2 separate regions of the Homo sapiens genome follow, and region 1 is linked to region 2. The links are chromatin loops, found by intact Hi-C in ENCODE. Cell type or tissue: endothelial cell of umbilical vein. All regions are shown on one strand. Each heading gives the region's core, and the rest is flanking DNA. Links, peaks and the distances in the headings are about the cores only.

Region 1 (16,515 bases), core at 5,565-13,564, 51 kb before region 2:
ATGGTGTACAGCATAGATGTTCACTCAATGTCTGGGAAATGAATAAGTCTAAGAATGAATGAATGAACAAAAGCACAAATTCCTTTGCTCCTGTGATTAGATTGTTTAGTTTGGTGGAGGATCTCGTGGCAATCTGTATGGTCTAAAGTCATTCTGTATGTCTCCTCTTCTAATTGCCACAGGCAGGTAAAAGAGAAGGTTATTTAATATAACATTTGTCTCAAATTACTTGTAAAGTCTATAAAAAGTAGACTTCACAAATCTAAACATGGGGAGTCATACAGAGCTTTAAGCCCTCCTTCCCCACAGTTGCCATCCTGGAGCCTCTCTGTTTTGGAATTCTGCAGCTCCCATTACAGACACTTCTTCCAATTTATTATGATATCTACTCTGTGGACCACTATGAGACAAGGTGGACAAAGTTCTGAGTTCATTCTGATTCTCTTTTCCCTCCTAAACACCTTCATAAAGTTCTAATTCCCAGGTTTTACTTAGATAAACTACAGCATGAACAAACAAACAAAAAACCCAGGATAATGGACATAGGGCCAAAAAAAAATACTCAAATAAAAACAAGACATGTGTGAGTAAATGGGATGGTGACACAGGAAGAGGGGGACTCCTAGAGTCTTTAAATGCAAGTTAACATTCTAACAGAGGTGGAAAATTGACCCTTGCATTCCTTTGTACCAGAACTTGTTGCCCCCAGCACATGGTATCCATTTACATGCATTTCATAGCTGTAGGATGGATCGACTGCCCTTTGCAATCATGAGAAAAAAACACCGCTAATAGAACTTGCCCTGTAATGTTTATCTGATGGCTGGTTTGGCTAAAAGCATGTATTTTTCCTTATAATTCCATAGAACAGGTAGATTTATATCAGTCACACTTTGCTCTCTTTCTTGTTCTCAGTTCATTTATCCACCTATGGTTTTATTGAGAAACTCAACAAAATTTTATTAAAGGCTTCTGTTATGGAATGGATTCTATAGCCCCCAAATTTACATGTTATAGCCCTAACCACCAATGTGATGGCATTTGGAGACAGGGCCTTTGGGAAGTACTTAGGTTTGGATGAGGTCATGAGGGTAGGCCCCTCATCATAGGATAAGTGCCCTTAAAGAAGAGCCACGAGAGTTTGCCTGCTGTCTCACTCTCTGCTGTGTAAGAACACAGTGAGAAGGCGGCCATCTGCAAACCAGGAAGACAGCCCTCACCAGAGCCTGACCATGCCAGTGCTCTGATCTCAGACTTCCAGAACTGTGGGAAATAAACGTCTGTTGTTTAGGCCACCCAATGTATGGTATTTTGTTATAACTTCCTGAGAAGACTAAGACAGCCTGTATGTGCAGGATCTGTTCTACGGATAAAATCCCTGCCCCATGGCACTTGCAGGCTGGTAGGTGATTCTTTCTTATGTTCTGTATCCACAGCCACTACACCAGGTGGGTCTGCTGCTTTTTCATTGTCACTGGCAGGTGAATGCCTGCTTCTTTAATTATGTATAGGGTAGAATCTAATGCTCTGGGGATACAGATGGCTACAGTGAAAGAACTTCTGGATATGTATATTATCTTGGTGAAACAAACTTTTTTTGTTGTTGAAAATCTAGTTTGCTCTCGAGTTGGATATTTAAAACAAAGCAAAATAAACCAGAAGGGACTCATCAAAATTGTATGTCCTAAGGGTTTGATAAACATTCAATGGCTTTTTGCTGAAGTATTTGGTCAAGAGACAAATTAGTTCGGGGTAACTATGCAAACCTGGGGAACAAATGCAGATTGTGCTACAGAGCCTCTGAGTGTGGAGCTTGACAGTCGGCTGAGGGCTCCATAGTGTGCTCTCAAGAGCATGGCAGGAGGAGCTGCTGCCAGGGAGTACCTGCTGCATCCACTGCACCTGAAGTATCTCCATCACTCACTGACTCCCTGATGCTGGAGGGCCCTTTATTCCAATTAAGGTGTAGCCTTTCTAGACCATGAGAGGTGTGGCTCAGTACAATCTCCAGAAACAACCCAGCCCACCTCATTCCTTTCACTGCTGTGGTCCAGAGAGCCAACGGGTTTGCCCAGTGTTGCTCAGCTAGTGAGTGGGATAGCTGGAAAGAGAATCCACATCATCTGGTTCTCTGTCCTGTGTTTCTTCTGCTGATTCATTTGGCTGGGAAGGTTAGCTTTTCTCAGACTTTCGTTTTTAGAGTGCTTTGCTGTGGGAGTCAAACATGAGATAGGCTTCTCAGGTAATTGGAACTGGGGACAGCAGGGGAACAAGAGGCCTGGAGACCTGGAAGGAGAGAAGACACAAGGAGAGAGAAATGCTAGGAGTAGAGAGTGGACCGATGGATACACTGCCTCCTTCAATTTTGCTTTGGGATGGTTGTCCCCCCTCCCTCCCTCCCTCCCTCCCTCCCTGCCTGCCTTCCTTCCTTCTTCTTTCCTTCCTTCCTTCCTTCCTTCCTTCCTTCCTTCCTTCCTTCCTTCCTTCCTTCCTTCCTTCTTCTTCTTCCTCTTCCTCCTTCTCCTCCTCTTCTCCTTCTCTTCCTCTTCTCCTTCTTCTCCTCCTCTTTTTTTCTTCTTCTTCTTCTCCTCTGATGGAATTTTGCTCTCGTTGCCCAGGCTCGAATGCAATGGTGTGATCTTGGCTCACTCCAACCTCTGCCTTCTGAGTTCAAGTGATTCTCCTGCCTTAGCCTCCCAAGTAGCTGGGATTACAGGCATGCACCATCACACCAGGCTAATTTTGTATTTTTAGTAGAGAAGGGGTTTCACCATGTTGGTCAGACTGGTCTCAAATTCCTGACCTCAAGTGATCCACCTGCCTCAGCCTCCCAAAGTGCTGGGATTACAGGTGTGAGCCACCACACCTGGCCTGGGATGGCCTTCTTAAGAATGTCTGAGCTGAATGGTCCTCAGTCCATGGCATTCCAGCCCTGAGAGGAAAGACTTAGCTTTGTCTAAAACCCAACAGTTGACTGGGGGAGATTTATGGCCTTGGCATTGGTTGGGTAGGTTCCTTGGTGGTGTGTACACCAACAGTCTGTGGGAAACTCTGTGTGTGTGTGTGTGTGTGTGTGTATGTGTGATAGAGAGAGAGAAAAAAAGATCACAGTGGAGGGATCTCTTATTTATTCTGATTGTCTATTCAAAATGTGGCATTTTCCTTTAAAAAAAAGTCCTAAAAATAACAGATAATAAAATTAGGTGTAGAAATTGATGTGCTAGAAGTGTACATTGTTAAAAAATCCTAAATACATTTCTTTGATTTTAGAAGTTGGCTTTGGTCTCTCTGGAAGATGTAGTGGAATATTAAGGATGGTTTGGAATAGAACTTTCACTGGTGTAATTCAAATTCACTTAACAGACTGAGCAATCTGGCGGGAGAAACCTGACATGGACAGTCAAATGTGTTACCCAAGCCAAGGTAGAACAGAGAGAGAGGTGGAGTGGGCCAAGCCTGAAGATCCCAAGGCTTAGAACCTGAGTTCACAGTCTTATGACTGCCAACATGCTGTGAGGATTTGGGCAAATCAGGGTTCCTTGTGTTCTGAAGTTTCATGATGTGGTTAAAGTTCTGCATGAAACTGTACTATCAATATTCATGCCTGTATAAATAATTGAGAAAAGAGGGCTTCAGATGGAGCTATTCAGACAAACATTATTTATCTTTAAAGTCAGCAATGAAAGATGATGATCAGAATTCCAGGATCACATGACCCAGGTTCGGAAATTTTATTTACTCACCGTGAAGACATTTTGAAACTGAATTCAACTTTGTCAAGAGTTATTGTTCTATTTTGGTTACTTTATAGTTAAAATGTTAGGTAAGCAATGTGTTTATCTTAGTTGCAGCAGAGCTAACGTGTGAGTAGGGACATTGTTAGAAACTCAATAAGGTTGGTTTTTTTCTATTATAAGGAAGAGTCATCTATTAGCATAAATTGTGTCTTGAATATGGCATCAGCACATGAAAAAATATTGTGAGCTTAGGATTTTATTGTGAAATACAGAATTTGTAACACTGAAAGATTCCTATGAAAATTCTAACAATCTTACTTGTTGTGGGCACTAATGGTTAAAAGGGTTAAAAGAAGGGAGACATCTTAGTTGAAATAAATGGTTGTTCTTGAAAATACATGTGTAAATAGGATTTTGATGAATTATTTTGCTATTTGTTCTTCATTATGCAAAGCAATATATTATAAATGGAAAAAGTAATCTCTCTTCTAAATGGAAAATGTTATTAAAAAACTGATTGTAGAGGACCTCTGGAAATTTCACAGAAGACTGTCTTTTCTGTAGATTTATTCGTTTTCTTACAAACCCAGAGTAATTTGAATAAACCTCTATTTGTGTTATTGCTTCATGTTCTTTAAAAAAGATATATTTAAGATTTTTATTAAAGACCCGCTCTTCCAATGATAGGTGTGTAAGCTTGTCTGGGAAGAAAATTGGCAGTAAATTTTCAAAACCTTACACTAGCACTCATACCCTTGGCTCATGTCTGGAATTTGTTCCAGTGCAGTAGTGAAAGACTGAATTGCTATACAAAGATGCTCATGTGAGAATATACGTTTAAAAAATTGGAACTAAACAATGTTCAACAACAGGACAATAATTAAATGAGTTACCATATACTCACACAGTAAAATTTGATGTAGTCATTAAAGTCATGTTTTCATGGTGTATTTAGTGCTCTGATGTTAAGTGAGAAAGAGAGACAGTATATAAAATAATATAGAAGATATCTCAGTTTTATTTTTTAAACTCAAGTTTATTGAGGTACAATTTACATATGGTAAGATTCTTGCTTTTCAGGTATACACTTCGATTAGTTTTGACAAATGTATACAGTGGTGTAACCACAACCATGATCAAGATATAGACTCTTTCCACCACCCCAGAAAGTTTCCTCATGTACCTCTGTAGTCAATATCTTCCCTTTACTCCCAGTCTCTGGTTGTCTTAGTTCGTTTGGGCTGCTGTAACAAAATTCCCTAGACTAAGTAACTCATAAGTAATAGAAATTTATTTCTCACAGTTCTGGAGGTTGGGAAGTCCAAGATCAAGGCACTGGCAGATTTGGTGTCTGGGGAGGGCTCCTTTCCTCATGACAGTGCCGTCTCTCTGTGTCCTTACGTGGTAAAAGGGACTAACCAGTTCTCTGGGGTTTCTTATATAAGGGCACAAATTCCATTCATGAGGATGGAACCCTCATGAGTTAATCATCTCCCAAAAGCCTCACCTAATATCACATTGGAGATTAGGTTTCAACATATGCATTTGGGAGAGTCACAAACATTTAGACCATAGCACTAGAAAACTATAGTTTTTCATTTTCCAGAATATCAGATAAATAAAATAATATGCTATATATGCCTTTTACATGTCACTTTTTCACTTTTGAAGTTTTTTTTGTTGTGTGTATCAATACCTCATTCCTTTTCTTGCTGAAAAGCATTACATTGTATGGATATATCACAATCTATTCATTTACCAGCTCCAGCCATTTGGATTGTTTCCAGTTTCTGATGATTATGAATATTTGTGTATAGGCCATATGTTTCAATTCTCTTCAGTGAACATCTTAAGACAGGAATTATTTGGTTGCATGGTAAGTGTATGCTTAAGAAACAGCCAAACTCTTTTTGAAAGGGTCTGTACCACTTTGCAATCCTACCAGCAACACGTGAGCCTTCCAGTTGCTTTGTGTTCTCTCAGCTCACAGTACTGTTCAAGTTGAGCCATGCTTATAGTTATGTAATGGTATCTCCTCTCCCTAATGACTAACATCAGTCATCTTGTCATATGCTTATAAGCTATCCATATATCTTTTCTAGTGAAACTTCTATTCAAATTTTTAAAAATTGGGGTTATTTTCTTAATACTGATTTTTGAGGGTTCTTTATATATGTTGCATACAGTTCTTTTGTCAGATATGTGATCAGCAAATATTTCTTCCCAGGTTATAATATGTCTTTTCATTTTTATAATAGTGTCTTTCAAAGAGCAAATTCTTTTAATTTATCAATTTATTCATTTTTTAATTTAATGGTTGATGCTTTTTTGATATAAAGTTTTTAGTTTAGTTTTAGATTTATAGAAAACTTGCAAAAATAGCACAGAAGATTCTCATATACTCCACACCCACCTTTTCCTATTATTAACATTAGTATGATACATTTGTCACAGTCAATGAATATGGCTTACGTTTCTTGTGATCTAAGAAATCTTTGCCTACCCCAATGTCATCATACTTTTCTATGTTTTTTTAAATAAAAATTTTATATCTGTTGCTTTTAGGTTTAGGTTTATGACACATTTTAAGTTAATTTTTGTTTATGATCTGATACAATGTTGAAGTTCGTTTTTTTTCTTTTCTTTCTTTATTCTTGTTCTTTTTTTTTTTTTTTTTTTGAGACTGAATCTTGCTCTGTCACCCAGGCTGGAGTGCAGGGGCACAATCTCAGCTTACTGCAACTTACTGCCTCCCAGGCTCAAGTGATTCTCATGTCTCAGCCTCCCGAGTAGCTGGGATTACAGGCATGCACCACCATGCCTGGCTAATTTTTTGTAGTTTTAGTGGAGACGGGCTTTTGCCATGTTGTTCAGGCTGGTCTTGAACTCCTGGCCTCAAGTGATCCACCCAGCTCAGCCTCCCAAAGTGCTGGGATTATGGGCATGAGCCACCGCGCCTGGCCTTTTTCTGTCTTTTTGTGCAGATATTCAATTAGTTCCAGCACCACTTGCTGAGTAGATCTTTTTATTTTTAAAAATATTGTGTATGTGTAGAAAAAAATACTGAAGAACCACCTGAATGGTGGTTTCACCTTCTATATTTTCCATATGTTTCTACAATTAGCACAAGTGAGCAGAATATTTGAATGAGCAGATACAATATGGTAAAGAATGACAGTGAAAATAAATGCAGTAGTAGCCAGCTTCTGAAAGAGGAATCAACAGGTCATGTTGCTGAGAGGCTGATGGGTAACTCAGTCACCGATTTGCCAGTTTCTGAACTAATCACAGTGTCTGGGAGGCCTGGCTTTGTTGTGGTTCCTCTTTTTCTCTGTAGTGTGATCCAGTAGTTGAGAATCCTGTATTTTTCCACATTCACCCTTGCAACAAACCCCCATTACTTAAGACAGCTTGAATGGGTCTCTGTTTCTTGAAACCTGAAGTAAAATTACCAACAAGCCTACACATAGACAAAGCAGGCAGCTCTTCATGTTGTGTGGATGAATGACTGGAGAAAAAGAAGTGCTGGCTCCAAAAATTTTCTTCCAGGGTTTGGCCTCGATGGATTAAATTAGACACAATATGTCTTTCTATCATCATATTATATTTCTGATAGCTGTAGGTAAGTTGCTAAGATCAGGGAATAACATACTGATGCATTAATCCAATTATTTATTTTTCAAGTTTCGTTTTCACATCATTTCAGCTCAGAAATCAGAGTTCTGAAAACAAGTAAATTCCAAACTGGAGTGGAGAGAGAGCACTACAATTAGAAAATTTCTGAATGTAAGTCAAGACCTGTACCTGTGAAACTGGTCATCAGAAATGGTGCAAGGATCTTTGTCTTAGTCTGTCTTCTGCTGCTATAGCAGAATACCACAGACTGGGTAATATATAAAGAAAAATTTATTTGGCTCACAGTTCTGAAGGCTGGGAATTCCAAGATCAAGGGGCTGCATCTGGTGAGGGCCTTCTTGCTGTGTCGCACATGGCAGAAGGCATCACGTGGTGAGAAAGAGTGTGCGCACAAGAGGGAGTGAGGGGCAGAGACAGGAGGGAGGAAATGTGGGCCAAACTTCATCCTTTAATCAGTTGCCCACATCCAACGTAACTAGCCCACTCCCATGATAATGGCATTAATCCATTTATGAGGACAGAGCCCTCATGACCTAATCGCCTTGTAAAGGTCCCGCTTCTTAATACTGTCACGATGGCCATTACATTTTAACATGTCTTTTGGAGAAGACGTTAAACCAGAGCAGTCACCACAGCTTGATTTTGGATGCATGAGACAGTATGTTGTGAGTAAGGTCATGGGCTGTGGAGTCAGAATGACTGGGTGTAGAGCTTACCTGCATGACTTTACAAGCTGTGTGAGCTTGGCAGACTACAAAGCTTCCTTAAGCTTTAATTCCTTCTTCTGCAAACAGAGGTGGTTGTGAGGCTTCTATCAGGTAATGTGCCTGGCATAGAGTAAGTGCTCAATAACTGTTAGCTCTTCTGCTTGACCCCTAATTTTCTCAGCACTAGTGCTGGGGCCTGCAGGCCTTGTGTGTGTGTTTGAATTTCCAGGCTAATTATTCACTTTGCAATGAAGGCATCCTGTTTGATGGAGCCTCTGAGCCACCCCATCTGTTCAGCCATCTCTGTCTCCCCTTGTGGTTTCCCTCCTCCTTTTTAAGACCCTTAATTAGTTTTGGTGATAGAACTATCAGCACCACCTGAGCATCAGCTATTAGCAATAAATGTGGCTCCTCTGAGTAGCTATGGCATACTAATTATTTCCAAATAAAGGTAGTTTTCTGCTGCAGCTCTGATTATCTGCTAAATTATACCAGTGCCTATTTTACAATTTTTTTGTTTGTTTTAAAATCACTTGCCTCACGATTGTCTAGTTAATCCAGGAGCACCTGCAATAACATTGGGATAAAATACTTTTGTTTTATTTTTCTTTCAATTTTTAACTCCAGTGCATTTTTTTTAGTAGCCCATTGGGAAATTCTCTTTCTTCTATTTTCTGACTCATGTTTCTTAAATGGCCAATTAATTGTTTAATAGATGCTATCTCTGGGATGTTGTTGTTCTTTTCCAGGCATTAGTATTGTTGTGCCAAGTCTAGCACGTGAACTCTTTCATCCACTTTTTCTCCATGTTCACATGACAAAGGCAACAGGTCAAAAGAGCTACTGAGTTGAAACAGCTAAAAAATTCAATTCAACTAGGACTAGTTTAGCACCTGCCAGAAGCAGTAGGCTTAGGGGCTAGGTCAGGAAACACAGAAATGGACCACAAATGAATAAAATAGGGTGGGTATAGGAATAAACTCTATTTCTGGTCGGGTGCAGTGGCTCACACATGTAATCCCAGCACTTTGGGAGGAGGCCGAGGCGGGCGGATCACGAGGTCAAGAGATTGAGATCATCCTGGCCAACAGAGTGAAACCCCATCTCTACTAAAAATACAAAACAAATTAGCTGGGCATGGTGGCATGTACCTGTAGTCCCAGCTACTCAAGAGGCTGAGGCAGGAGAATTGCTTGAATCCAGGAGGCGGAGGTTGCAGTGAGCCAAGATCATGACACTGCACTCTAGCCTGGCGACACAGCGAGACTCTGTCTCAAAAAAAATAAAATAAAAAATAAAAATAAACTCTATTTCCAGCACCATGATAAAGCTGTATTTTTGTTAAGCTATGGTATAAGTGTGTAACATAATACAAACATATATTCTTTTGGATACTTATTTTAATTTTCGCGTTTGGTCTCAGTTTTGGGGAAACCATAAGGAGTGGTATACCTGCCCAATCTCGAGAGGGTAGAGCTATTTAGATATGACTGATTTTGTTTCTCTTTATAACATTTTGTGCAATAGAAATATTTCATAATAATTCATCAAGAAAACAGAGTTGAATATTGCAACTGAAGAGAAGTCTAGCTGGGAGTCAATTGCAGTCGTCCAGGAGAGGTGAAAATGACAGGAATGAGAGTGGGGGCAGGAGTGGTATAGAAGAGAGATTTGAGGGTTTTAAAACGCTTTTTTATAGTTTAATTAACATACCGTAAAATTAACTTTTTTTGGTGGGCAGTGCTGTGAGTTTTAATTTTGAGGAGGGTGAGGGGGGACAGGGTCTAGCTCTGCCACCCAGGCTTGAGTGCAGTAGCATGACTTCAGTTCACTGCAGCCTTGAAGTCCTGAGCTTAAGTGATCCTCCCACCTCAGCCTCCCGAGTAGCTGGGACTACAGGTGTGCACCACCACGCCCAGCTTTATTTTTTGTAAAGAGAGGTTCTTAACTATGTTGCTCAGGCTGGTCTCAACCTCCTGGGCTCAAGCAATCCTTCCACCTCATCTCAGTCTCAGTGTTGAGATGTGCAGTGCACAACTTGTGCAACCATAAGCAGAAAACCCCAAAAGATTCTGTCATTAGTATATAATAATTACATCTCAGTCTCAGTATTGAGGTGACAGGCATGAGCCACCATGTCTGGCTGAGCTTTAATACATGCGCAGAGCCATATAACCACCACCCCATCAAAATATAGAGCAGTTCAATGGACCCCCCAAATTCCCTCATGCTGTCCCATTGTAGTCAACTCCTCCTCCACCCTAACCCTGACAACCCCTGATCTCCATCTCCATAGCTTTGCACTTCCACAATATCATATAAATAGAACTTTATTTTATTTAATTTTTTAGACTGTTTTCTTTCATTCCGCGTAATGCCTTTGAGATACATTCATATTATTCATATATCAATAGTTCCTTTTTTTTCCTGAGCGAACTTTCATTGTATGGATATTCCAGAGTTTGTTTAACCATTCACTTGTTGAATGACATTTGTGTTATTTCCAGTTTTGGTCAATTATGAATAGAACTGCTATAAGCATCTCTGTATGGGTTTTTGTGTGAATATGTTTTCACCTCTCTAGAGTAAATACCCTGGAGTGAGGTCATATGATAAACATATGTTTGACTTTATTAGAAACTGCCAAACTGTTTTCCAAGGTAGGTGTACCATCCCACCAGCAGTGCATCCCACCAGCAGTGCATGACAGTTGCAGTTGCCCAACATCCTTGCCAGTATTTGGTATTGTCTTCCAAAATATATATATATATATTAGCCATTCTTTTACATATGTAAAGGCACCTTATTTCCCTAAATGTTAATACTGCAGAGCTTCTTTTCATGTACTTGTATATATAATATTCTGGATAAAAGATCTTTGCTGGATATGTGATTTGCAAATATTTTCTCCCAGTCTGTAGCTTGTCTTTTTGTTCTCATACAGGTGTCCTTCATAAAAGTTTTAATTTGACAAAATCCAATTTATCAATCTTTCTCTTTTAAATAAATACAATTCATAATGCTTATAACTTCAGACATAAAATTTGTGCTCTTTGTCATGTGCATTTTTGTTATATATTAATGACAGAATCTTTTGGGGTTTTCTGCTTATGGTTGCACAAGTTGTGCACTGCACATCTCTAGCAGGCATGATTTATGTGGAATACTATGTAAATGGCAACCCCTAGAGCTGTCAAATGTACAGTTTGTGCAGCATATATTATCTCCCTGGTATCTTCTTTACTGGAAGGATTGCTGTCATTGTTGTGATTCGGTTTTACTCCCTGTGCTATTCATTTGTTATTAGGTGGAGTCTATATTGAAGCTATATTTAAGAAGCTCCTATATATGAACCGTTTAAAGCATAACCTGTTGCCAGTGACTCTTCAGCTTGCTAATGGCTTATCTTTGAGGTTCCAGAAACATCATGCTTTCAGGCTGGTTTCCTTAGCTGACTCTTTCCATCAATTCCCATTTGTGGAAATTGGAAACTCCCTGCACTCAGCCAGTTTTAGCTGTCTAGACAACCAGGTTTTGAAACTGACATCTAAACAAATGACTAACAGTGAAGATTTTTGGCATCACCCATTATTTATGCAACGCTGGATTTTACCCTGTAGAACCAAAAAAATCAACAGAGCATAAGGACAGACATGCTATTTGCAGGTAATCTTTTAGCTGTGTGTAATGTTACCTGAAAGGGGTCTGAATCCAGATCCCAAGAGAGGGTTCTTGGGTCTTGTACAAGAAAGAATTTGAAGCTAATCCATAAAGTGAAAGGAAGTTTACTAAGAAAGTGAAGAAATAAAAGAATGTCTTATTCACAGGCAGACCAGAGGCATGGGCTGCTCGGCTGCTTATAATTATTATTAGTTCTTGATTATATGCTAAATAAGGGGTGGATTATTCATGAGTTTTCTGGCAAAGGGGTGGGCAATTCCCAGAACTGAGGGTTCCTCCCCTTTTTAGACCATATAGGGTAACTTTCTGACATTGACATGGCATTTGTAAACTGTCAATGGCACTGGTGGGAGTGTCTTTTAGCATGCTAATGCATTATATAATTATCGTATAATGAGCAGTGAAGACCAGAGGTAACTTTTGTCACCATCTTGGTTTTGCTGGGATTTGGCCAGCTTCTTTACTTTATCAGCAAGGTCTTTGTGACCTGTATCTTGTGCCAACCTCCTATCTTATCCTGTGACTAAGAATGCCTTAACTACCTGGGAATGTAGCCCATTAGGTCTCAGCCTTATTTTACCCAGTCACTATTCAAGATGGAGTCACTCTAGTTTGAATGCCTCTGACAGTAATGAAGAAGTAAACTCCGAGACAGCACATGACTTCCCTCTGATGACGTAAGGTACCCTTCAGTGTCTGAGAGTTTTTTACTCTAAATATCTGACTAGCTGCGTTTTCTTCAACCTAGTTAAAGATAGAATCACAAGCTGTTGACTAGTCAACCGTTAGTGTCAGAGTTGAACTAGAAAAGCTTCAACAGATCAGAATTGTTCTTGGTGTCCTGATATGTTATCATCTCTGTCGATTAATATAGGCTCTAACTTGCTGTGCTATGGGAAGAAGAAACATGTATCCTATTTGTGAGTAGTTTTTATTCAAAATCAAGCTGATCATGTTTTTATGTAGGGAAGTCATAGAATCTGTATCTTGGGAATGAATATAACTTAAATGGGGAAGTTGTTAAGAAGGGTACCTTGGAAGGTGTGGACTTTGAAAGTTGAAAGTTTGGAAGGGGTGAGTGTGTTACACTACAAGTAGGTAAAAAGATTGTTCAAAGTTGGATCCCTGCTTAGAAAGCCCAAATAAATGGTTTGATGGGTGAGGGAAGAGAATGATATATTTGAGGGCTATTGATCCCATTCTAAGAAGTGACAATATAGAAAGAGGAAGAACCAACATGTGGTTTTTTTGTTTTGGTTTGTAAACCTCTAAAGAGATTACAAGGAAAGTGATCTTTCTGGATGTCTTTCACCTATCTGGCTTCTTTATATCAGGCGATAGGATAATTTCAGAAAGTGTTTCATTTCTCACCATTAACTATAACTTTTATTGGTGTGTCTTACATGCGCTTTATCAAGTTGAGGAAGATCCCCCTATTCTTAGTTTGCTGAGAGTTTTGTTTTTGTTCTCTTTTTAAATCATGCAAATGTATTGGATTTTGCCAAATGCTTTTCTGCATCTGTGGATATGACCATATGATTTTCCTTCTTTATCCTCTTGTGATAGATTACATTAACTTGTTCTGAAATGTTAAAGTAGCCTTGCTGTGATGTTAATACTGAGTGTCAACTTAATTGGATTGAAGGATGCAAAGTATTGATCCTAGGTGTGTCTGTGAGGATGTTGCCAAAGGAGATGAACATTTGAGTCAGTGGGCTGGGAAAGGCAAACCCACCCTTAATCTGGGTGGGTACCATCTAATCAGCTGCCAGCATGACTAGAATATAAAGCAGTCAGAAAAATTTGAAAAGACTAGACTGGCCCAGCCTCCCAGCCTATGTCTTTCTCCCATGCTGGATGCTTCCTGCTCTTGAACTTTGGACTCCAAGTTCTTCAGTTATGGGACTCAGGTTGACTTTCCTTGCTCCTCAGCTTGCAGATGGCCTATTGTAGGACCTTGTGATCATGTGAGTTAATACTTAATAAACTCCGCTTTATATATATCCCATTAGTTCTCTACCTCTAGAGAATCCTGACTAATACACTTGCATACCTGGAAAAAGTCTCACTTGATCATGTTGTATAATTCTTTTTATACATAGTTAGATTTAATTTACTAATATTTTATTGAGAAATTTTACATCTATGCTTAAGCGAGATATTGGTCTGTAGTTTCTCTTGCTTATAATGTCTTTATTTGCTTTTGTTATTAGGGTAATGTTGGCTTTACAAAATGAGTTGGAAGTGTTCCCTCTGCTTTTGTTTTCAGGAAGAGATTGTAGAGAACTAGTATCATTTTTACTTAAATGTTTGATAAATTCAACCAGTGAAACCATCTGGGCCTGGTGCTTTTTTTAAGATTATTAATTCTTGATTAAATTTATTTGATAAGATAGGACTATCCAACTTATCTGCTTCTCTTTGTGTGAATTTTAGTAGTTTATGTGTTTTAAAGATTTGGTCCATTTCATTTAAGTTAGCATAGAATTAGCCAACATTACCCTAATAACAAAACCAAATAAAGACATTATAAGCAAGAGAAACTACAGACCAATATCTCTCTTAAATTTGTGGGCATAGAACTGTTCATAGCATTCTTTTATTATTATCCTTTTAATGTTGATGGGATTAGTAGTGGTTATTTTTATTTCATTTGTGATACTAGCAATTTATGCCTTTTTTTCTTGGTTAGCCTGGCTAGAAGTTTATCAGTTTGATTGATGTTTTCAAAGAACCATCTTTTGGTTTTATGGATTTTCTCTATCAATTTTCTCCTTTTGATGTCATAGATGACTTCCAAGTTCTTAACATGTTGGAGCTCAAACCAATGTCCCTGTTACATTTTGTTTCTTTATTACTCACTTTTAAGATTTACATATGGTAAACTTCACTCTTTTGGTGTAAAGTTTTGTGAGTTTTGACAAATGCATAGAATCTTGTAGCCATCATCACTAACAAGACATAGGCCGTTCTGCTACCCCCACACCACAAAATTCCCTTGTGCTACTTCTTTGTAGTTAATTTCTCTCCCTACCTGCAACCCTGACAACTACTAGTCTGTCTTTGAACTTTGGTTCTTAAGTCATTTGTGGGATTGAGAAGCCTCTGGGACTGTTATGCAATGTATATTTTTAGGGCATGAATAGATCAAAAAAGTCTTTTCCTTTGTATGGATCCCAAATGATGTAACACATTATGGCTCTCATCTTTGTGCTTTTTGTTCCTTAAAAAAAGTAAACAATTAGAAAACAAACTAAGAATAAATTTGGCAAAAGTAAATAAAAGTAGATGAAATGGTTAAAAAAAAGTTAAGTTGTAAGGCAAACTGCATATCCCTTTCTTTGAAATATTCAAGCAGACAGAAGTGGACAGGTGCCCTGCATAAAGGAAGTAACTAGGATGATTGCTGTCTCAAGGGCATCTTAGGCTCACAGAGCTGGATGAACTTTGGAAATGACCTAATGATCTATGTAGTAGTCAGCAAACTATAGCCCACCAGCCACAACTGGTAGACCACCTGTTTTTATATGGCCATGGAATAAATATGGTTTTTATATTTATAAAAGATTGGGGAAAATATAAATCAGGGTATTTCATGACACATGAAAGTTATTATGAGATTCAAATTTCACTGTCCACAAATAAAATTTACTGGAACCCAGTCATGCTCATTTGTTTCCCTATTGTCTATGTCCTTTCACACTGTAATGGCAAAGTTGAGTAGCTGTGGCAGAGACTGTATATGGTGATCCTCACTTTGCACTACTGCTTGGAATGCTGTAAATTGCAGTGAAAGTTAAAATTCAACTGCATTTCTAGCATCATACAGTGACATTCCTCCCTCCCTCCTTCCCTTTTCTTTCTTTTTTTTCCTTCCTTCCTTCCTTTCTTTTCTTTTTCTTTTCTTTCTTTTCTTTTCTTTCTTTCTCTTTTCTTTCTTTCTTCCTTTCTTTCTTTCTCTCTCTCTCTCTCTCTCTCTCCCCCTCCCTCCCTCCCTCTCTCTCTCTTTCTTTCTTTCTTTCTTTCTTTCTTTCTTTCTTTCTTTCTTTCGTTTTTTGTTTGACAGAGTCTTGCTCTGTCACCCAGGCTGGAGTGCAGTGGCATGATCTCAGCTCACTGCAACCTTCACCTTCTGGGTTCAAGCAATTCTCTTGCCTCAGCCCCCCAAGTAGCTGGGCTTACAGGTTCATGCCACCACACCCAGCTAATTTTTGTACTTTTAGTAGAGATGGGGTTTCACCATGTTGGCCAGGCTGGTCTTGAAGAATTCCTGACCTCAGGTGATCCGCCCGACTCAGCTTCCCAAAGCGTTGCGATTACAGGCATGAGCCACCGCGACTGGCCTCTTTTCTTTCTTTGTTTTTGTTTCTACCCCCTGCCCCCTCCCCGCCTCCCTCTCTCCCTTCCTTCCTTCCTCTTTTCCCTCTCTTAAATTTATTTCTTATTATTAACAGTAAATACCCATCAAGTGATAACAAGAAAGAAAAAGTAGACTTTGAATATCAAGCTTTTAAGATACAGTGGAGTGTGTATTACTTTGCTATATAATAGAATTACTTGGCAAGACATTTTGCTTACTATGCAATGACAATATAGTTATGCTAAAAGAATACAATAGATGTCAACATAACCAGACTGAACAATCATTGTGACATTCTCATCTCACAGGAAAGCAATGATTAGAAAAATTTAAACTTGAATTTCTCATCAAAGCAGAATTTCTTCACAAAAACAAAAAATGAGAATGAGCTTGC
Region 2 (16,515 bases), core at 5,100-13,099:
GTGCCCCCGTATGGGAGGAGGGTTTACGAGAGGGCAGACAGTGGTGGGGAGAGAAAATTGGAATCCGATTTATAGTAATGGAATCTCAAAGGAATGCTACTATCTTATTCGTATGCTTCCCTATTATATGTATCCTAAGGAAAATTAATATTTTTTTCTCTAAATAGTTTTTTAAGGTAATATATATGTAGTAAAAATTCATATAGTATAAAAGGATATTCAATGAAAGTAAAGCTCTTTCCTACCCTATTCTCCATTATTCTTTCCCAGAGGTGACCACCAGTCTCAGTTTCTAGTCTTTTCCTTAAAAACCTTTAAGTATAGAAATGCATATTACATATACATTTATAACACACCATGCAAATATATCTAAATCCAAACCTAACTGTACATCTATATCTATATTTTAATATACAGTTGGTAGCATCCTATCATCAAGAGCTCTCTATTTTAGCTCATAAAGACATTATTATTATTTTAGTGCAGTAGGAACACATAACTTGAGGTCTACCTTCTTAGCAAATTTTTAAGTGTACATGATAGTGCACCATTATTTATTAAACTGCTACATTATATTACTACTATAACTGCATGATATTTAATCAGTTCCCTATTGATAAATATTTAATTTGTTTTGGTCTATTACTATTTCAAGCACTGCTGTAATGAAAGTCCTTGCACGTATGTGTATGAATCAGGGTCCAGCAGAAGCAGATGGCACATCCCAAGCTTACCTGACGAGTTTAGTCATGGAGGTACTATTTACACAGGTGCTGGCAGGATGAATAGAACCAGCAATAAATGGCTAAACATTCAGGAACTCCCAACAGTGACAAGCCTTCACCACCCCAGGCATGAAGGGATAAGGGGAGGGAGCAGTGTTACTAGAAGCCAGTGAGACCATGGCTGTGGGAGAGAGGCCAGCCAAACGGAGCTACAGCCACATGGTGAGGAATGGAGCCAGTAGCCAAACTGCAGCCATCAGAGTAGGAGCAAGAGGAATAAATACCCTGACTGCTATCTCCTTTTGCTCTCTGGTTTTCTGCTGGTTCTTCCAGCTGCTGAATAGAAGTGGAAGTCAGAGGTTGGGGAAGCCCAGGTGATGCAGTCCATGGAGGTCAGTCTGCAAGGTACAGGGTAGGCAGGGAGAGGAAGGATAAATGGGGAATAATCAGTGTAATATGTTGTTACACAAATGTGCCATTAATCTAGTAGAAATTTTCCTAGAAGTTGAATTGTGGTGTCAGCAGGAAGGAAAGAGCTGGCCACATGTCCCTCAATCTCCCTTCTCCTCCTCTTCCATGGTAATACAATGCAAAGCTGTGCAAATGGCGGCCCAGAATTAAGACTACATTTCCCAGCCTCCTTTGCAGCTAGAGCAGTGGAACGGGAAGTGTCGCGTGACAGCTTCTGAAAAACTTCTCTGAGAGACAGATGACAAGTGCCTTCTGTCCTCTATTCTTTATTCGTTTTTGTACTTCACATGCTGCCTAGGGCCACACCCTTTTGGTGGTGAGTGGGGAGCTGGAAGGAGCCAGGTTCTTGAGGACTTTATAGGGTAAGAGCTGCCCTGCCAGTTCTAAGCTATATACCTCCAGATTTTATTTATTTGGGAGAGAAATTAACTTTTACCTCGTTTAAGCAACAGTTATTTTCTTTTCTATGTCAAGTACCTAAATCTAATCCTAATGAATATAATGGGTATAAAATTTTTGAATTTTTATGGGTGTTGTCAAGCTTGGTTTATTTAATTTAAAAATATCTAATTGACAGATAAAAAGTATATATATATTCAAGGTGTACAACATGTTGATGTGATACACATATATGTACACTGGATACTGATTACTACGATTACTACAGTCAAATTAATTAACACATCTATTACAACCCGTAGTTAACATGTGTGCGTGTGTGTGTGGTGGTGTGGTGTTTTAAGTTGAATTTTCCAGACTTTCTGGGTTTGAATCTCAGCTTCTCCATTTACTAGACATGTGATCTTGAACAAGTTTCTTAATCATTTTGTGCCTTAGTGTTCTCATAGTGATAGTGATAGAAACTACCTCATTTGGTTGTTATGAGGAGTAAATGAGTTAGAATATCTGAAACACATAGAACGTCTATCTGACATAGCTGATACTCAAAAAAAGTAAGCTATTTATATTATTATTACTAGTATCATTTTTAATTGTCCTCCAAAGAAGATGTACCAATTTGTCTATTCACTGTCTGGAAGTGTCTCTTTCTCTCCTTTCATCAATACTGTGCATTAGCAAAGATTTTTGTCCAGTAAATGAATAGTGATATTTCATTTTATTTTAAATTACCATCTAAAATTTTAAGGTTGAATATCTTTTTATATTTTTATGCCATTTATATTTATTTTCTGGTGAATTTTCTGTTTGTGTGCTCTGTTCATGATTTTTTTTTGAAATAACTCTCGAATGTATAATGAAAATTAGCCTTTTGCATGCTATGGGTGGGGCAAATATTTTCCCAAGTTTTTATTTGTCTTTGACATTATTTTTTCCATACATAAATTTTAACATAGTAAAAATGATCCTTCTTTTTCATTATAACATCTGAGCTTAATGAGAAAGGTCTTTCTCACTCTGGAGTATAAAAATAATTCCCCATGTTTTTTTCTGGAAGTTTATAGATTGGTTTATATCAAAATATTTTTCCATTTGGAATTTAATTTGGAGTAGACAGTGAAGAACGAGTTGAAGTAATTCTTCAGAAAGCTTGGTTGGAGGGTTGACAAAAATGAGCTATCTGACATATAAATCCTGCAGAAGTTATAGCTTACTGATCCGCACAATAGGTATATTTTAAACAAGTATGCCAGTACGCCCTGGCCATCGGGCATGCAGAAGTTTGCTGAGTTTGCCTCTTCAGCTTTCTCTTCTTTGTGGGAAACACATGGGTTGTTTGTGATCATATCTTGTGTTTCTAGAGTAAGGTCTTGCCAGGTCTAGCATAATTACTTAACCAGTTTGCAAAACTGCCTTTCACACATCATATCACCTGGTTCTCACGTCCAGGTAGTACACAATTTCTTCTCCTGCCAGCAGGGCCACCTTGCTATTCGTTCACAGGATAAATAATAATGCCACAGTATGTCATACCTGTGCTAACAATGACCCATCTGTGGACATGACAGTCAGGGACTACCTATGCTTCACAGCCAAGGAGGGATGGAGCCCAGCAAGCTGCACCAGGACCTGCCACTGGCCTTCATCTTTGTCTTTTTTCCAGGTAGTTTATGAGAACACAAGCTCTAGAGTAAAACCATTTGGCTTTGTACTTCCACTCTGCCGCTTTTGAACTATTGGTCCAAGCGCCAAGTTCACTTCGCCTTTTTGTGCTTTAGTTTCTCATCTGTAAAGTGGGGATTATAACATTGTGTGGGAATTAAATAAATAAATATATGTAAAGTGCTTAAAAATTGCTTGGCAACAAGTACTTAGTAAATATTAAAAGGGCTTTTCCCCAATCCAGAATATAAAATAATTCCTTTATTTTTTTCCTAGGACTTTACAGATTCATTTATATTAAAAAGTGCATAATATTTATAATAAATGTAACTATAATAAATGTATAATATTATAATAATAAAACATTGGTAAGAAAAAAGTGTTATAACTTTATGAATAGAATCACTATCATTTGAAGAATGCATTTGCTTCTAAATGTCACCTTTGTCATAACTGAATTTGCATATGTGTTTGAGTCTAGTTCTGGATTCTCTATCAATTCATTCATCTAGCTTAATCACAAATGCTTTATAATATGTTTTATTATCTAATAGGGCTTGCCTAATTCATTATGCTTCCTTTGTAGATTTTTTTTCTGGCTAAGCTTGAATTTTGATATTTATACAAAAGTCTTAGAACCAGCTGCTCTTATATTTAAAAAATCAATTAATATTTTATTGGGGTTGCAACAAATTTACATATTCATTTAGAAAGAATTGACAGTCTTACCATATTAGCTTTTCCTATTTCAATTAAAAATGCTCTTCATTTGTATTCAAGCTGATTTTGTTTTAAAATGTCTCTCGGAAAGTTTTTTGAAAGTCTTTTTTTTGTGTAGTTACTGCACATTTCTTAAGTTTACTCCCTCTCTCCTTCCTTCCCATCCTTTCTTTTTCTTCCTTCCCTTCTTCCCTTTTTCCTCCTCCTCTTCTTCCTCTTCCTTTTCCTCTTCTTCTTTTATGGTAAATAGCACCAATTCTTTTATTATGTTTTCTGATTACTTCTTGTTTGTATAGGGAAGAACTATCAATTGTGACTTTGTGAGTTTGTGTTCCACAACTGGATCAGAAAAATGAATGAAAATCATCTAACCTCACCTCCCTCGTTGCAATTACGTATAATCATATGTTGGAAGGAGATAAACTGAGTCAAGAAAATAGCTGTTTTAGAAGAGAGGCCCCAGAAGGGAGAGGCTAGAGAACAAGTAGGGAGGGAATAATTGTGACTGAGAAAAGGGCTGACTGTGAATGAAGTGATTGGAGCAACCCTCCACAAGCGCGTTGATGAGTAACAGTGCAGATCAAAAATGGTTGCATGTGCCCAAAAGTGTACATAGGCAATTCTATGGTGTTTGATGCTTCCTATTACTTTAAATGATTGAATTAAAACTAGATAAATGAAGCATTCTACTCAACAAGATAGATATATAAATCAGACATTATTTATAAAACTAATAGCATTAAGAGATAAATACTGGCTTGTTGGGGAAAAAATCCAAAACAAAATTAATAAAATCAAAACTAGGGTTTTTTTTTAAAGAAACAGAGAGAAAATTCAAATAAACAAAAGAAGTAAAAGGTGATTACAGTATAAAGCTTCTTATTATTTAAAAATATATGCCAATAAAATAGAAAATAAATGAGTTTTGAGAAAATGTACATAACAAATTTATTATGGAAAAGTAGAAAACTAATTTACAAAAAACCATGGAAGAAATCTGCTTAATCAAGGAATTTCCTCCAATAAAGATTCTGGGGTCAGCTATTCAAGTCATTTTCTTAATACCAGTATAACCCTGATGCCAAAGAGGCCATGTATAAGACCCGAGTGCCAGATGGCCTGGTTTGGTTCTATTTAACAAACACTTGATTTTGTTCTTACTCAGTGCCAGGCAAGGTTCTGAGATTTCACAAGTATTAATTTACACATTACTCCTAAAACCCTATGAGGGAGGGATAACTATTATCCTCATTTTACAGATGAGCAAACTGAAGAAGTGAGAGGCTAAAGAACTTGTTATTCAGTGTCACCCAGGTGACACATGATGGCATGGACAGGTGGCATGAAATAGTGCCCTAAAGCATGTCCTCCAGCACCAAACTACCTGAGTTCAAATCCTGGCTCTCCTATGTTCTAGTAGTATGACCAAGGGCAAGATATTTAATCCTTTTCTGCTTCAGTTTCCATAGATGAAAGACTGAGAAATAAATAAAATAATTATTTAAAGAACTTAGAACAGTATCTGGAACATAGCAAACATTTAATCCTTAAACATAATGCTAGTATTATTGTTATTATTACAGAGACTACATAAAAAGATATCATTACAAATTATAAATGCAAACTGAACTGAATAATGCAGTAAAGGAATTACCATGGCCATGGCCAAATTGAGTTTAACTGAGGAATACAAGGATGTTTTATTCATCACTTTAATATATCCAGTAAGAAAAAAATATATAAATATATAATGCAATCATCTCAACAGACCATTGTAACACTATTTCTAAAGCAAACAAATAACAAATCTTAGGCAACCAAGAACACCAAATTTTTCCTAAACATGATAAAGAATATCAATATTAAATAAGCCAACATCATATCCATGCTAAATTACCTGGAACTGAGGGGCGGGTCTCAATCTCTGAACATAAGCATCACCTTGGGAGTTTTTAAAAATTACTGTTGCTTGAGACCTACTCCAGACCAATTAAATCAGAATTTCAGGGGGTTGGGACTCTGGCAACAAAGTAGGAATAACTAGCCTAAAAGAAAGCTAATTAAAATCAAGAACTAAGTAGGATGGGTACCATGACAACTTTTATGTAACATTATTTTGGAAGTTCTTGGGCATACACCAAAACATGAAAAATTCTGACAAGGAGGAGAAAAAAAAAATCATCATTTGTATCCAGTGTGATCATGTACTTGGGAAATGCCAGTAAAATAGACTGAAAAACTTGGAAAAAATTTTAAGATAATTTACTCATCTATAAAGGTAGCTTTCCAATGTATCAACAATACAAGTTAGAAGATGTAATGATAAAGATTTCATTTAGATTAACAAAAAGAAAATAGAACTAACCAAAAATATGTGGAACTTAGATTAAAGTTATAGTAAAACTTAGTTTTAAGAATATATCCTGGGTCTGTGGTTTTCAAACTGTGCTTTTGGGAGTCCAGGGCAAAGGTGACTTGATGTGCAATGACAAATGGATCTAAGAGGACCACAGAACCCCTACCCCTGCTTTAATGGAAGCAGCTCTGTTTGTTTTTTTTTTCAGTGTTGACCTTCTGCATGCAATTGTACTTGAAGGAAAGTTTGGGCTATGAACAACAGCTTAATGTTTAAAAACCTTTAGCCTAAATAAAGTGTTTATTAAGAATATCTGGTTCCCTTTGGTATCCATTCAGTCACTTGTTCTATATTTACTGAAGATCTACAACATACAAAATTTACATTTGTTGAGTACCAGCTAGGAGCCATGACAGTGTTAGCTTCTTTATGTATTTTATCTCGTCTAATCTTTGCTGGTACCATGGGTGGAAGGTATTATTTCCATTTTGCAGCTAAGGAATAATGTTCAAAGTAAGGAACTTGCCCAAGTCTCACAAATAATGGTAACTACAGCTATAATTTGAAAGTATTTCAGCCTGGCTTTAGAGCTGTTTTTCTTTTCCCAACAGACCACACCATTTCTTAGCAAGTAGGAAATAGTGACGGCATTTCAGATCGTGGTAATAATTGCACTGGTGTTCATGACCCATTGAAACATTGATGAGGATGTTGATGTTGATGGCTGTGGAAAAGAAAATGAAGGAGATGTTGATATGAGTGAAGGTGATGCATATGGGATGTGTGTCATTCTGGTGGCAGAGGTGGAGCTGTTCTCTCTGATGGCTCATCTGTCTGTCATGGCAGGAGCCAGAATTGGCTTGGACTCCCTGGGCCAAACACCTTCTGTCCAGAAAAGTAGGTCTGACTGTGGGTCTGGAGAGTAAAGGACCTATTTGAGGGAGAGGTGTTAAAGAAGAGGAGATGTGGAGTGAGGAGACTCAGGTTGAAATTGAGTCACCTGCAAAGATTGCTTGGGCAGAGCAGGTAGCATGCCTAAAAATACTTTCTCCACCTGTGGCAGTTCTCAAAATTACCGAGTTCCTACACTGATTGCACTTGTGCCAGTAGACACACACCCTGCCATGTGCTTAAGTGGAAAGAATGAAAGCAGGTGGTATTCTGACCACTGATTGTATTAGTCTGAAACTTTGGAATTAGGTCAGACATGCTTTGCTTAGTGGACACAAATGTTCTTATTCAAATAGTATCTTTTGTTGTAATTACTGACATAGAGTTTGTGCCAAGGTCTGATCATTTAAAAAAATTATCCATTGAAGTTATAGGTTCACAGAACTGAGCCAATAAACCTTAGTCTGTAGTAACTGAACCAATGCAGAGGACCCCAGAGTATCCTCAGATCTTGCTTAAAGCAGCAAGTCCTCTTATCTTCACTACAATATGACACAAGCAAATTTATGGAACACCAACATGTTCTGATTAAACAACAATATGAAATAGAAAACATGATGTCATAGACTCCATGAAATAAAAGTTCTCATTTTTAATGAGATCTGTGACCATTTCAGACCTACATGAAGTTGAAATAAATATTATGGAAAACTGTAAGTAAGAACTAACCAATCATGGTGTGAGGAATCAGAGGTGACTAGATGATTTACTTGTATCTCAAGCAACATAATCCTAATTTAATAACTATTCACATACTCCAAGCAACAGAATAAATGCTTATTCTATGTGACATAGTGGTTTTTTCTATGCAAGTGAAAACGCAGCACACACACACAAATTTTGGACTGAAAATAGATTATTAGCATTATAATTTATGTAAATTATGCTCTATTCATGTGAAGAAAATTGGTATCTCTTAGTCTTATGCTAATTATTGCATAGATTATAAATAATTATGTAAGATAATTTCATTCTCTAGCTAAAACTCTATGTGTTTAAAGGTTTACTATTTTATATAAAACCTAAAAAGAATGACTCATATAAGTTCCAAAGCTTTGAAAATAAAAACCCTGCTTGGTGTTCTAAAACTTTTATTTCTTAGGGTTCGATAAGCCTAAGATATCATTAAAATCCAGAGCAGTAGTTTCCAACATTATTGGAATGTATTAAACGTGCTTGTCCTCGTGGTACTCCTCAGGAGGAAGAATGGGTATAAATATCTCAAATGTGAGTGTGCATCATGATCACCTGGGGAGCATGGTAAAACACAGATTGCTGGGCTCCACCCTCAGAGTTCCTGATTCAGTGGGTCTGAGCTAGGGGTCAGTAAATTCGCATTTCCCAGGTGATGCTGATGCACTTGGTTCCAGCGCCCTGCTTTGAGAAGCAAGACTCAAGAGAATGGGTATGGACTTGGATCTGGAGGTCTGGAAGAGAAACTGGATTCAACAGGCTTGAGGGGCCGTCTTCCTTGGACGGTGAGTGGGCACAGCCCATGTGGAGGGTCTCTGGTGCTTCGTCTTTGCTTTTTCCGGGTTTTTGTAGGGACCTTGCCAACCCGGGACTTCTTTCATGCTCCTTTATCCAATAGTTGTTTGCTTGCTCCAACCTGGGCAAGGGAAGGTCTGTGTTTATGAATTCCATAGGAACCTTTTGAATTCCAACCTGGACCCAGGCCAAGACAGGCAAGTTTCTATGCAGTCTTCCTGTGCCAGTGGATGGAATTTTTTCTAGTTGCCTCTTTCCACTCAAGTTGTACTTCTTCAAGGGTTCTAGCTTTAGATGCAAGTGTTTTGTTTTCTGTTAATTTCTGCTTTTTTTTGTCTTTTTTTTTTTTTGAGATGGAGTTTTGCCCTTGTCGCCCAGGCAGGAATGTAATGGTGTGATCTTGGCTCATTGCAACCTCTGCCTCCCAGGTTCAAGAGATTCTCCTGCTTCAGCCTCCCGAGTAGCTGGGATTACAGGCGCCCACCCAGCTAATTTTTTTGTATTTTTAGTAGAGACAGAGTTTCACCATGTTGGCCAGGCTGGTCTGGAACTCCTGACCTCAGTTGATCTGCCTGCCTTGGCCTCCCAAAGTGCTGGGATTACAGGCATGAGCCACCGTGCCCGGCCAATTTCTGTTCTTTATAACTTCCTTCACTCAACCTTCATTGGATTTCATTTGCTTTTCTTTATCCAATTTTTCAACATGAATGATCAGTGCTTTTTTTCAGCCTTGCTGCTTTTCCAATACATTTATGTTGGCATTTAAGTTTCAGCTTTCTAATTGGAGCTGGCTCAAGGCTTAGTCTTGTTTTTCTGAGTGGCTTTTAAAACCCAGCCTCCTTGGTTGGGATCAGTCAACTCGGTAGGCCAGACAAAGCTATTAGGGCTTATCTGACTTCCTTTGCCTTCAGCTTCTTCCTGTTGTTTTCACTCCTAGGAAATTCCTTCTCTTTCTCACCAGCTCAGATTTGCTTTTACAAGTCTGCTTGTTGTTCTTGATAAATCAGTTCTAGATGTTTTGCAGTAAGAGGCTTTTTGGGATATCCATTCTGTCATATTTCTAGAAATGGAAGTCTAGAGATGACAACACTGAGAGATTGTGAGAATAAAATAATGCCTGTAAAGCCCTTAGCTCAGTACTTGACACATAGGAAATTCTTGGTAAATTCTAGCTGCCCGTTATTACCATTATTATGTTTGCATACCTAGATCTCAATGGATTACCAGCAGCAGAGGTTAAAAAATTGAGTCCTAGGCCAGGGGCAGTGGCCCCTGCCTGTAATCCCAGCACTTTGGGAGGTCGAGATGGGTGAATCACTTGAGGTCAGGAGTTCAAGACCAGCCTGGCTAACATGGTAAAAATCTATCTCTACTGAAAATACAAAAAATTAGCTGGGCATGGTGGCACACACCTGTAGTCCCAGCTAATCAGGAGGCTGAGGTGGGAGAATTGCTTCAACCTGGGAGGTGGAGGTTGCATCGAGCCAAGATCATGCCACCACACTCCAGCCCAGGTGATGGAGCGAGTTAGGAGGCAAATCCTGCCAGGAGGACTAGTTAGTGATGGGAAGGGAAGGGATCATGATAAATTCAAATTTTAATGAAGATTGTGATAACTGGTTGAGGATATATTATGTTTTCCGAATAGACATAGAAAATAGACTCGATAAAATTCTTATGCAGACGGAATAATCCTGGAATCAAATTTGGAGCTACCATATACAGCTGCTGAGGCTCAGTGAGCACAACTCTAGAGGCACCATTCAATAGACCAAGATGTCACAGTGACTGTGACCAGACTGAGGACATGCTCCTCCAAAATGTGCTTGGGTATGCATTTTGGCAAAGTTAAAAAGGAAGCAAAGATGTGGAAATGAGCTAGACTTTTTTGTAAGGGAGTAATTAAGAGTGTTCTTGCTGCCTCACAGGTACACACCCTATGTTTAAAATAATGGCTGAAAAGGAATGCTTAGTGTAGTTTTCTGTTTGTTTCCCACTGACATTGCTTTATCTCAAAGCCCTAGGAGTCCCCTCATGAATCAGGTGGGTACAATCAAGTTGTATTCAGGCCATCAAAACCACGTGAGGCGGAAGAGCTAACTACGGGTTCCTGGCGCCATGTGGCTCCTCTCCTAGCTCTCCCCTTTGTCTCTTCTCTTGTTGCCTCTCTGCTGACCACTTTCTCTTGTCTCCAGCAGTGAACACCAGCCCCTTCCTGTACCATGTCATATGGCAGGCAGTTCTTGGAGCAGCTGTTCTCTTCAATTCTGGCTGGCCATAAGTCCTTTAGAGCTAGGCAGGCCCCCACCTTTTAGAACTAGGTATCAGGCAAATCATCAAGACGGGGGAACTAGGAAACAGGTTGAGCCTGTTCACCATCATGTGGAAGCCAGTTATCAAGATGAAGGCACAAGGCTCAAGTAGCAAGAACAAAGAAGCCGAGTCACTCTATCTGTTGTTGCATAGACTTCTTAGGTTTACCCTACCCAGGTGCGGGACTGTCCCATGCCTGAGCATGGTGACGGCGAGGAGGGGAGGGGTCTGGCTGCAGGAATAGGAGGGATGCAGACCTAGGAACTGGCAGCCATTCCCAGGGCTCTCTGGCTGGAGCATCATGATTCTCTCTTCTGCCCTGGACTGAGTTAAGCAAGGAGCAGAGGCCTCGATCTCTCCCCTTGAGCACCTCCTCTAACCAGAGTCAGAGGAAGCCCAGGAAGCTGGGAGGGAAAGCCCTATACAAACTGTCACCGTGGTTCTGCCGCACAGAGCTATGGGTCATCTGGGAGAGACTGAGTCTTCCTCTCCTGAGAACTTCAATGTGAAGCCTTTCAGTAAGGAAACAGCTTTTCTTTGAAGTCAGAGGACAGCTATCACCCAGTCATTTGTGAAGCAGATGAGAGCCACATGCTCCAAACCCTCTGGGCCTTTGCTATAGGAAAGGAGGAAAAGCGAAAGACTGATTAGCATACTTGAAGATGCCAGACCTGGCCCGCACTGCCACAGTTAGTCCATTATCTTTCTCCTTCTCAGTGCTACACAGAGTCAGCCAGTGAGACAGTTAGGTGACCAGGCTTGGAGCTCCATGTGACCTTGGAAACACAGGCCAAGCCAGGAGATAGCCCACAGAGGAATACACACGGCCATCCTGTGAAGACCTCACCCCCAGGATGGCGTTACTACAGTCTCACAGATAAAATACCCTCATTACTCACCTGTCCTGGTGCTGCTGCTTGCCTACCCGTTTGCCTTTTTCAGTAGACACTGGGAGTCTAGAAGTTTGAGAAAGAGGATGGGGCAGGTGCTGGGGTCCCTGGTAATTCTGTTCCAGTCTCTTGAGGTCCTACTAATAGCACATGAACTATGCAGGAAGAAAAGAGAAGGAAATGCATAGGCAGGCCCCATCCAGGGTCCTGGTCAATAAATACTGTGAATAAAGGTTTTTAAAAGGAGAAAGGAATTCTACAGTGTATTCAGGATCTAAAGATTATGTTCATCAACAAAGCAATCAGATTGCAAATTAGTTGTACTGTTAAGTTATACACAGGGTAATTAAAATTAATTTTTGTAGAGCATTTTAGCGAGCCACATACTGTATTTGATGCTCACAATAACTGCCATTTAGAAAGTGTTTACTGTGAACTCGGCCATTTATGCAAATGATCTCATTTAATTCTCACCATCTCTCTATGAAGAAGGCATTGTTATTATCCCCAACTTTATAGATGTAAGAACTGAGGCTTGTAAATGGCAAATAACTTGTCCAAGGTGACACACAGCAAGTAGTCAGAGGTGGAACTCTAATCCAGTTCTGAGTTTGCCATCCAAGCTTTTGACCACGATGCTAAACCACTGCACAGCAGACCTGGCAGGTGGAGACTAATAGCTGGATTTTCTTTCATGGGAATGGAGATCGTGGTTTATAGTAGGTTGAACTATATGAAGTGGCCGACGTTCTACCATTTTTGACTTACAAAAATGGCGATGTCACATGCTACAACTTAATAGATGTTAAGTGAATATCATCCCAGGCAATAAGTGTCCTCTTAAGACCCTAAACTCCTATTCTTTCTGCTCCTCCACTCATTCTAGGAGTAAATGTCTGGGAGTAAACAGCCCACTTAGTAGGGGTGGGTTGTTGTGACAGACACATGGTCCCATTTATAAAGAAGACCTCGAGAAGAGTCTTTTTGATTTTTAGATAAGGCTCTCTGAGATTGTAGAGAATATTCCTGGACAGATCAGGAAAGACTTCCAATCCAGACTCTAGACTGAGGGAGTAGCTCCCACAAAGTCACTGAGGTAAGGAAGAGCTGCGCCTTCAAGGGGCTTTAGGTCACTGGGCTTGGCTAGAGCATAGGACTTTGATTATAGCATGTGGGAACATTGTGGGGTACATCACAAAGTGCTTGGAATTATTAGAGGCTGGATTTTATTTCCTACAGGGCAGCATTTAGATATTGTAGGCGCTGTGGTGACACACTCAGATCTGTGCTGAGAAGACCCTCCCTGCATGTGTGTTCAGGATGGGTTAGAATGGGATACCTACAGCAGGGACACCAGTTATGAGAAATCCAGGCAAGGCAGGAAGAGTGCCTAACCAAAGAGGTAGAGGGGACAGAAGACAGAAATGATTTGGGACTATGTAGGAGGCAGAATTGAGAGACCCTGGTAACTGATTGGAAGCAAGGGATAATCTATAATTGATGGGCGTGTTTAGAAACTACAGATAGATCCTCAGCCTCGCCACATCTTATAAACACTGTCACTCAAACTCCCAGAAGAGCGAAGGATGAATCCTCTACAAGAACGAGCTCCAGGCCAGTAAGAGTTATGTCCTCTTTTTAAGAAAGATGGGAACACGGTAGGAATCTTCCAACCTGGACATTGATTACCAGAAGAAATCTTTCCACTCACGACATGGCCAACATTCTGCGGTATACACTGAGCTCACATAATGGCCAGCCTCCATTTTTATTGCGGATTGCCATGCTTTATAGGTTATCAAATATTTTGATCACCATCCCTGTGTTTGCACCAAGAGGACAAACTAATCGTATTGATGTGAGAAGTACTATGCAAGGATATGTACATTCTTAATCCTTAGTTACTCAGTGGAAAACATACGTTTGAATGTCCCTAAATCCTTGGGAGGAAAGGATGGTTAGGCACCGGAATCTAAGGGCAAGGTTTGCTGGATGATATAAAATGCCCAGGGAAAAGAGGAAAGTTCAAGAATAGCTCAGCAGGGTCTTGGTTCTTATTTGATTTCTGAAAGAGAAGACAGGTCTAGCTCTGCTGGAAACAGCCTAGACACTGTGCATGCCAGTTGCTGTGAGGCCCCTGTGTAAGGAGTCACCCTGGACCTGTGCAAACTGTTTCCAACCTTAAGTTAGTGTCTGCAGTATTCCAGCCTCCCCACAGGAAGTGGCAGGAGACTTTATGGATGGGTTTATCTCACTGCCCAACAATTTAGTGAAACACAACAGAAAAAGCTATTTTGTATATACCTAAAGGAAAGTTCTGGGGAACGTTTCTTGGGGTAGTCGAAATCAAAACCCAACCTCCTGAAAGAAACTTAGTCTGCTTATAAAATTAAACACACACAAAATTCGCCACATAGCCCTTCCCTATTTGAAAGTGAGTTAGAAGGAGGCTATGTTATCATTCGGCATGCCCTTTAGCCAGCTAGCAGAGCACATTCCTGAAAGGTAGACCAAAAAAGAATTCAAGCCCATTTAAAACCTATTCTTGGAAACCTGTATTTCTCTCCCTCATATGGCTTATATAGCCTAATACAAATTTTTAGAGAGCTTGAATATAGGAAGATGAATTTTTAACCAACTCTCTCAAGCAGCCTAGTAAAAAGGTTTCCAAGGCTGGGAAGACAGATGCATTAATCAATAGCTTTCAAAGTTGCAAGACTCCCAGCGATAATCAGAAAAGACATCTGTCAGCAATGGTAAACCGCTTGATGGGAGCGGGAAACAACGTCAACTACCAAATTAAATCATTTCAAAGATTTCTGTGTTGGAAATGCCTCATGGTCCATGTCCCCCATGATTTAGATGCCTATGAAATGACAGAATCTAAGTGCTTCTGAATTTTTCACATTTCACCCTGTCTCTGTCTTTGTCTTGCTCGGCTCTTCTGTTTCTTGGTATCTGTGTTTCTGGAGGTGTGGATGTGTTTATCACACACACAGGCAAGAATTCCTCAGGTAAGCCAATTGTGGACTTGGTTAAAGACTGGCCTTCATGGGAAGCCTTTGAATATAGTAAAACCTGGAACTGGGGAGGAGTGAAGCCAAAGGGTGGCTCCAGGTCCCAGGACAGCTCGACCTTGCCCTTCATGTGCCCTGTAAGTATATTTAGGGCTGTGTGGTCTATAGAAGTGCAGTCCCTCAACAAAGATAAGATGAGGTTAGAATGTGTCAGAATGTGATCTTGATCTGTCATCCCCCAGTGGGCCCTGTGTTCCCCAATTCAGAACCTTAGAATAGAATGACTAATGCCCTAGAAAAGAAGATTTATTTTCTTGGATGCAAATGTACGGCACCCTCATAGTCCCAAAGGGTCCCCTTTCTCTTCATTCTTTCCTGTTTTAGGAGGAACTTTCCTGCCCCTGAGATACATAATCTGTAGTCATTTGGAATGTATTTTTTTTCCCTTGGACTGATGGAATAAAGGATCATTGAGTAAAAATGAAAATTATATTTCAAGGACATTGTGGGCTAGAATAGGTTGTATTTATTGACCTAGGAAGATAGCCAGTCGAAATGTTTGTGAGAAATTGCTTTCCAGATTACAAACAGCCAATATATAAACATAATTGGGAACCGAACTCACTGGAAAGTTAAGATGTTACTACTGTCACATAGTAGAAACTTATCACATGATATTAAGCATTCTATGACAGAGATTGCTAGTTGTCTTCCAAATGCCATAGTAATTGAATTTAAGCTGAGCAAATGGCCTCAGAGATTCCGTTTCTGAGCCTTCCTTGCAGCTGGCTGTGTTAGCTAATTGGTTGAGGTGATAGCAGTAGCATTGCTTGCCTTTTCTTCCCCCTCCTTTCTTCCATCCTACTGTGTGGGATGCACATGCTGCTATCTTGGCTCATGGGATCAAGGCCACCTATGGCAATGCAACCAGATAGAAGGACCCTGGGCTTCTGGCATCAGGAGTCAACGGGTCTTAACATTCTTCCTAAACGTTGATGTAAGAGAAATCAACTACAACCCTGTTTGAGCTACTGTCATTTAGGTGATGGAGTGGAAATGGGGGGTGGGGAGGCTGTCTGTCACTCACAGCTGAACCTCATTCTAACTAACAAACATTGGGTCTGCCATTTTGGTATTAAGTCATGATATGGTTTGGCTCTGTGTCCCCACCCAAACCCCATGTTGAATTGTAAATCCCCAGTGATGGGGGAGGCACCTGGTGGGAGGTGATTGAATCATGGAGATGGATTTCCCCCTTGCTGTTCTCGTGATAGTGAGTTCTCATGAGATCTGATGGTTTAAAAGTGTGTGGCCCTTCCCTTTTCGCTCACTCACTCTCTTGCTCTGCTGTGATACAACATGCTTGCTTCCCCTTCCACCATGATTGTAAGTTTCCTGAGGCCTCCCAGCCATGCTTCCTGTTAAGCCTGTAGAACTGTGAGTCAATTAAACCTCTTTTCTTCATTATGCAGTCTCAGGTAGTTCTTCATAGCAGTGTGAGAACAGACTAATACAACTCACCA

The links. Peaks named below come from ENCODE experiments on the same cell type or tissue, not always from the same donor. Only the 100,000 strongest peaks of a DNase experiment are listed, where the experiment ranks them.
Region 1: a loop joins it to region 2, with 3 times the contacts of the local background. A loop is called at or near these places in 5 of 110 quality-filtered maps.

The regions. Positions count from the first base shown.
Region 1 is chr7:106,635,688-106,652,202 of GRCh38, reverse strand. No RefSeq gene overlaps it. Among named protein-coding and RNA genes, the nearest start is that of CCDC71L, 17 kb to the left of the region's middle. In endothelial cell of umbilical vein, for the core only: no CTCF peak of the experiment used is centred there; DNase peaks (open chromatin) are centred at 8,842 and 11,572.
Region 2 is chr7:106,583,797-106,600,311 of GRCh38, reverse strand. It overlaps CTB-30L5.1 (a long non-coding RNA gene), which reads left to right and starts at 1,465. Exons shown (of 4, transcript NR_187788.1): 1 at 1,465-1,558; 2 at 8,630-8,762. RefSeq lists an enhancer at 1,307-1,356. In endothelial cell of umbilical vein, for the core only: no CTCF peak of the experiment used is centred there; DNase peaks (open chromatin) are centred at 8,951 and 9,671; H3K27ac peaks cover 2,834 bases.